Linked DNA regions of Homo sapiens: region 1 is linked to region 2. Evidence: chromatin contacts called from ENCODE Hi-C data. All regions are on one chromosome and are shown on one strand. Each heading gives the region's core, a stretch centred on a gene start or an enhancer-like site at or near the end of the contact. The rest is flanking DNA. Distances are from core to core; before and after follow the strand shown.

Region 1 (2,700 bases), core at 63-2,562, 94 kb before region 2:
GTATATAACAGACACTGAAAAAGTTATTAGGAACTTTTGCTGTGTGAACCCTACAGAAGCCCTTCAAATAAAACACAGCTTCTGTGTTTAGGGCAGGCTGAGTGTTTCAAATGAATCAGTGCACAAGGCCCTGCCACACCAAGCGCCCCGAGCGGATTCACTACTTCTCAACGGCCACCCCACATCTCTTCTTCCTGAGGTTTTTAAACTGTGTTCAAATTGTTTACTTCACAAAACAGATTTGTTCATTACGATTTATGTGACACTTTTTTTAGAACTTATTGCCAGGCCCACCATTCTACGATTGGTCAAGTTTTACTTCAGCTAAGCTAAACAGAAACATGATAGATTACTGGAATTTAAACGATAAAAAGTAACATTTCAAAGAAAAACAGAATACTTGTAAGGCCCTTAGTTGTTTTAGGGTCCTTATTTTCCTTGAAAATACACCAAGGAGACTGACTCCATTATCTTCCCACCCATAAAAGGGGAACCTCGCCCGGCTATTGTTAGTGCGGAGGAAAACACAACACGCCCCGCGGTGTTAAAATCACTTAAAACCGCAAAATTTCAACGTGACAGGTAGTGTTTCCTCACAATGGCCTCAAGTAAGTGACGTGCCTCTGGTCCAAGGAAGCTTCTTGTGTTTTAATTACACTAAGCAGAATTTAACTATAGAAGTTGCGCTAAGAGCCGACGATGAAACTTCTCAGGCTGCATTGGGTTTCGGTATTAGTGGTTTGGGACATTTTTCACAAGCAGTAATTCAAGAGAAAAGGCTGTTTCATCAAAACACAATGGCACAGAATATGAAAGGAAGTTCTGCAAGTACCAAAAAAGACAAATAAAAGCAAGTATACGCCCCACCTGAGCAGCCCCCGCAAACAGAACTTAGGAGGGAGCTGACAGATCCCGAGGTCCTGAGCCTGTTCACTACGCGTGCCCCCCAGGTACTCTGAATTTAAAGGAATGCATAAAATATAGGCCCCGTTGCTCTGCCGTAACATATTTTTAACAGTTCTCAAACCATTCTTAATGAGTACACACATTTAATTATTGGTGGGTGTTTTTAATATCTGAGCTACATCAATGAACCAAGGACTGATATCACATTGTTCCCATTTACGAAATGCCTTGCTTTTCTACATTCAATTATTAACCAGGAAATGGAACGTACAAAGGCCAAACCCTTTCGGTATGTGGGAAAGTCAGATCAGGAGCCAGCAGCTGTTAAAGAAACCAGAAGGCTGCGCTGATCTGGCCTTGGGAGCGCCCCGTTTACTGCCTCTGAGCAACCTCCTTGAGGGCCGTGTGAGGGGCCAGGGCTGCAGTCTCACCCTCTTGCCCTCCAGGCTTGAGGCAGGAGTGGTCTCCCTCATCCCTGCCCGCCCTCCCTCCACTCCGGTTTGGATTCAGGTGTTAGAAAAGGATTTAAGGAAAACACTTACTTGAAACACACACACACACACACACACACACACACACACACACACACACGATTTTATAATTAAAGCCACACAATTAGGAGTGGAAAGCTCAGGCTGGCAGTATACAGACTAGATAGATGCCTTCCAGAAAAAAAACTTAAGAAAAATGAAAAAAACAAAACAAAACCCTTATATTGTTTACGAACCTACATATCTAGTCACTAGAAGATTCCACTGACAGCTCTGATAATGTCACGTGCAAGTGAACGATTCTTAATGTCAAGGCCACGAGACTATCCTCTTACGACCCTAACTCTGGAGAAGGAAGATGTCCTCCCCTGAATTTTACACACATTACACACACACACACACACACACACGTAATTTTTCTTATGGCCTCTCCCAAATCCTTAACACGTGGGCATTAGACAGTCTTAAAGAGGGCTTTCTTCCAGGAGTATCAATGCTTTCACAGCAAACAACAATTCACAGCCACGTAGCCTCTTTTATGCCTTTCTGAAAAAGTGGACAGTTCTATTTCTGTATCACCAGGTAAAGCAGCTGTTAAGTCGGTTTTCTAACTTCGCATATTAGTTTCAGGGCTGGTCATTCAAACAACTAAAACTGATCATGTTTTCTTAATATTCACATTTATTGCAAATACTTTTCTAGAAGCCAATGCCAACTACCTGATTTTTTCCTCAATGTTAAGCAGATATTTTATCTGTACTATTGAGAAATCAGGAGGCACTAAAATGTAAGTCCCAGTGACCTGAGATACAAAACGGAATCACCACCTCATCCATGAGAGACAGTCATGTCCGGATGCTATTTTCCTGCACATGAATAAAAATGCAAGTATTTAAGTGTACCTGGAAATCTGGTTGCCTCCTAAATTGTTTTCTTTTCACTTTTGCTGCTCATCAGTAGAGATTTCTATCCATGTTCTAAGAAAATGTGTGCATCCTATCAATTCATCCATGTAAGTTATCTCGAGGAAATAATATAGCTTTGATTTGTGCTTTAATGTCACAAGATCAAGATGAAAAACTTCAAACTGTGATGCTACATTTTATTTACCAAGTAATGGAAGTGCTCTGGTACTGTACAGATTGCAGAATTAACCTTTCCTCAACTCTTCTTCCCAATTAGACATTTGTTCCAGGAATCATGCAAAAAGTTCCTCATCGGAGTATTATTCCCTGGCATGACTTCAATGGATGCTTTGAGCACAGCATACTAGAGAGTAAGCAGCACTTTTAAGGAAAGTACT
Region 2 (2,700 bases), core at 179-2,678:
TGGAAATTTAAAAATCATAGCTAATTTAAAATGAAAGAACTATTGGTTTTCTTCCTTTCACTCACTGATGCTTATTCCCTAACTCTTTAATATGAGAGGCTTACAGATGACATTATTATTATATGGTAGACAACCTAACAAGGTGATACTTAATCTTGCTCAAGTTTCCAGATAAACCTGCAGCAGAACTATGATATATGATCCCTAACAATTCCCCCACTATCACTTATTTCTCTTAAAAGATACTCATTAAAATCAGATTATCAGAGACTTCACTATTTCCTCTTCTGCTGGACCCTTGGGGATAGGGCGGGGGTGGCAGTGGACAAAGATTGCTGAAAACATTCTGACAAGTATAAGGTGCCCTAAAAATATCCAGGCAAGAGGTCTGCTTCTGGGACACAGTGTAGGGGAGGCTGCAGGCTTGCAGTGAAGCCCAGGGCTCAGTTTTGTGGCATTCTGAATATGGCGTGGCAGCAACAGCGCAGCATGGCTGGAGGGAGGGGCTGGGCAAATAACCCAAGTACATCGTGATAGGAATCCTGAAGTTCTGACCAGTGAAGGTCTGGGTCAGGATGAAGACCACACAGTATGGGGAACTCCATGATGACTGCAGGCAAATACAGGTGATCCTTGGAATCCATGGGAGGCGGGTTCCAGGAGCACCACCCCCGCCCCGCCCTGCAGATACCAAAATCCGGGGATGCTCCAAGTCCCTGATATAAAATGGTGTAGTATTTGCATCTAACCCAGGCACATTCTTCCATATATTGAATCATCTCTAGATTACCTATAATACCTTTGAATTATAATACCTAATACAATGTAAATGCTATCTAAATAGTTGTTATCCTCTATTGTTTAGGGAATAAAGATGGGGGGAAAAAAGGCAGTACCTATTCAGTACAGATCCAAATCTTTTCCTCCCCGCTCCCCCAAATATCTGCAGTTGGTTGGATCCACAGATGCAGAGCCCATGGGCCGACTGTAGTAGGTCTAAGGACAGGAGAAGCCTCCTCAAGGCTTTCAAAGCCTCAACAGCGAGAGATGTTACTCAGTGGTTACCCACCCAGGCCCTCGTAGCAAAGCCTCAGGAAGACTGCGTGTGAGTCTACGTTCTCCCCATGCCAGCGCCGCGAGGCAGATCTAAGCATCATTCCCAAAGGCCTCTCTCACTGCTCCCAGACCTCACCTCAGCAGAAGCTGGGGATAGAAGAAAACTGAAACACATTACCCCAAAGAGACTGTTTAAACCAACAGAGGCCAAGATCCTGTTTACTCACAAATTTTTCTTCCCACCATCCACTACTAAAGGTAGAGGGCCTCTGACAAAGATGATAGGTGATAGAAAATACACTACATTTCATCATCTACACAATGAGTCATGAGTAGAAATTTGCAACTTCCCTACACAACTGAAACAAGGAAGCTATCATGACTCCAAATCATAAACTGAAACCTATCTGCCAGTATAAGCGGGGCAAGGGATGTGTGGAAAGCCATCACAGGCCTTCTCAGGCTTCTAGCAATACACAGATACATAATCCCGAATAAGAGGTACAGTGATTCTAATGATGCTAGCATCCAAGGAGGGAATCTAGATGGAAGTATAGGCCAAAGGAGAAGTAGAGAATGTCTCTTTGAACCACGGGTTAATACCAGAGAAAGGTGGGCTGGCTGAACCGAAGAATCCTTGTTACCATGCCAGATCCACTGTGTACATGCAACCCTTCAGTCAAGGGTCACTGAAGGGGCAGATGTGGAGTGGAGGTGGCATTTCGTGATAGACTCCGACACGAAGAACCAGCCTACCCTTTCAAACTAAATAACAGATTTGGTGAGAAATGACTAAGTAACATGTCCAAAAAAAAGGCTGTAGCCTGCTTCACCTACCCTCCCGGCCTATTTCAACATAAACAACACTCAGAAAACAACCAATACTCGATGTCTGCATACAATTTGGAAAAAAAAAAAAAACTCAGAGAAAAAGGTAAATTAGTAGCATATAACACAAGAACTACTCAAAGAAACACAGGAAGAGTTCAGATAAATAGTTCTCCAAAGTCTCAAAGGCAACCATAGGAAACGTGACCCCTCTTAAAAAAATAAAAATAAAAAAAGAGCTCAAAGAAGAAAAACAAAGGTTCAAAGAAGAGATTATACAACAACAGAAGGAAATGAAAGTCAAGCTGATAGAACTCAGAAAAAAAATGGAGAGAAAAATAACATTATTGAGATAAAAGCCACATTAAGAAGCAACCAAAAATAGAATAAATGTGACTAAAAGAAAGATAAGGACTGAAGAAATCATATAAAATGAAATAGATAAGACTAACAATATAAAACCAATTTACTGAGAAGACAACAGATATGGAGGAGGAAGGGGGTTAGAAAGAATATGTAACTGTCCAAAGAGGCTCACAAAGCAAAAAGAACAAATGTACATTCAAAGATACATAACAGGATAAAACTTGTCAAAATAAGTAAAACCTGGAATTTGTGGATTGATTATGTTTATAGAACTTTAAGGCTAGAGAAAGAATTATGGCCAGGCATGGTGGCTCACGCCTGTAAGCCCAGCACTTTGGGAGGCCCAGGCAGGAGGACTGCTTGAAGCCAGGAGTTTGAAACCAGCCTGGGCAACAAAGTGAGACCCCATCTCTACAAAAAAAATTTTTTTTACTTAGCCAGGCATGATGG

Evidence for each region. A loop is a pair of places that touch in the nucleus more often than their neighbours do. Pooled maps may share reads with other maps.
Region 1: a map of CD14-positive monocyte shows a loop between it and region 2 (2.6-fold over the local background). The contact joins two enhancer-like sites. A Hi-C loop is called at or near these places in 1 of 168 maps with a recorded cell type or tissue (CD14-positive monocyte), 5 of 37 single-sample maps with no recorded cell type and 10 of 50 pooled maps.

What each region holds. Positions count from the first base shown.
Region 1 is chr13:100,515,844-100,518,543 of GRCh38, reverse strand. The region is part of intron 22 of PCCA (propionyl-CoA carboxylase subunit alpha); the gene reads right to left. Among named protein-coding and RNA genes, the nearest start is that of PCCA-AS1, 36 kb to the right of the region's middle. RefSeq lists a silencer at 1,015-1,309 and enhancers at 1,015-1,309, 758-1,482. Within about 2 kb of position 1,312, at least 7 of the 41 ENCODE cell types and tissues checked have a DNase peak (open chromatin) inside an H3K27ac peak, as active enhancers do.
Region 2 is chr13:100,422,284-100,424,983 of GRCh38, reverse strand. The region is part of intron 19 of PCCA (propionyl-CoA carboxylase subunit alpha); the gene reads right to left. Among named protein-coding and RNA genes, the nearest start is that of PCCA-AS1, 57 kb to the left of the region's middle. Within about 2 kb of position 1,428, at least 2 of the 41 ENCODE cell types and tissues checked have a DNase peak (open chromatin) inside an H3K27ac peak, as active enhancers do.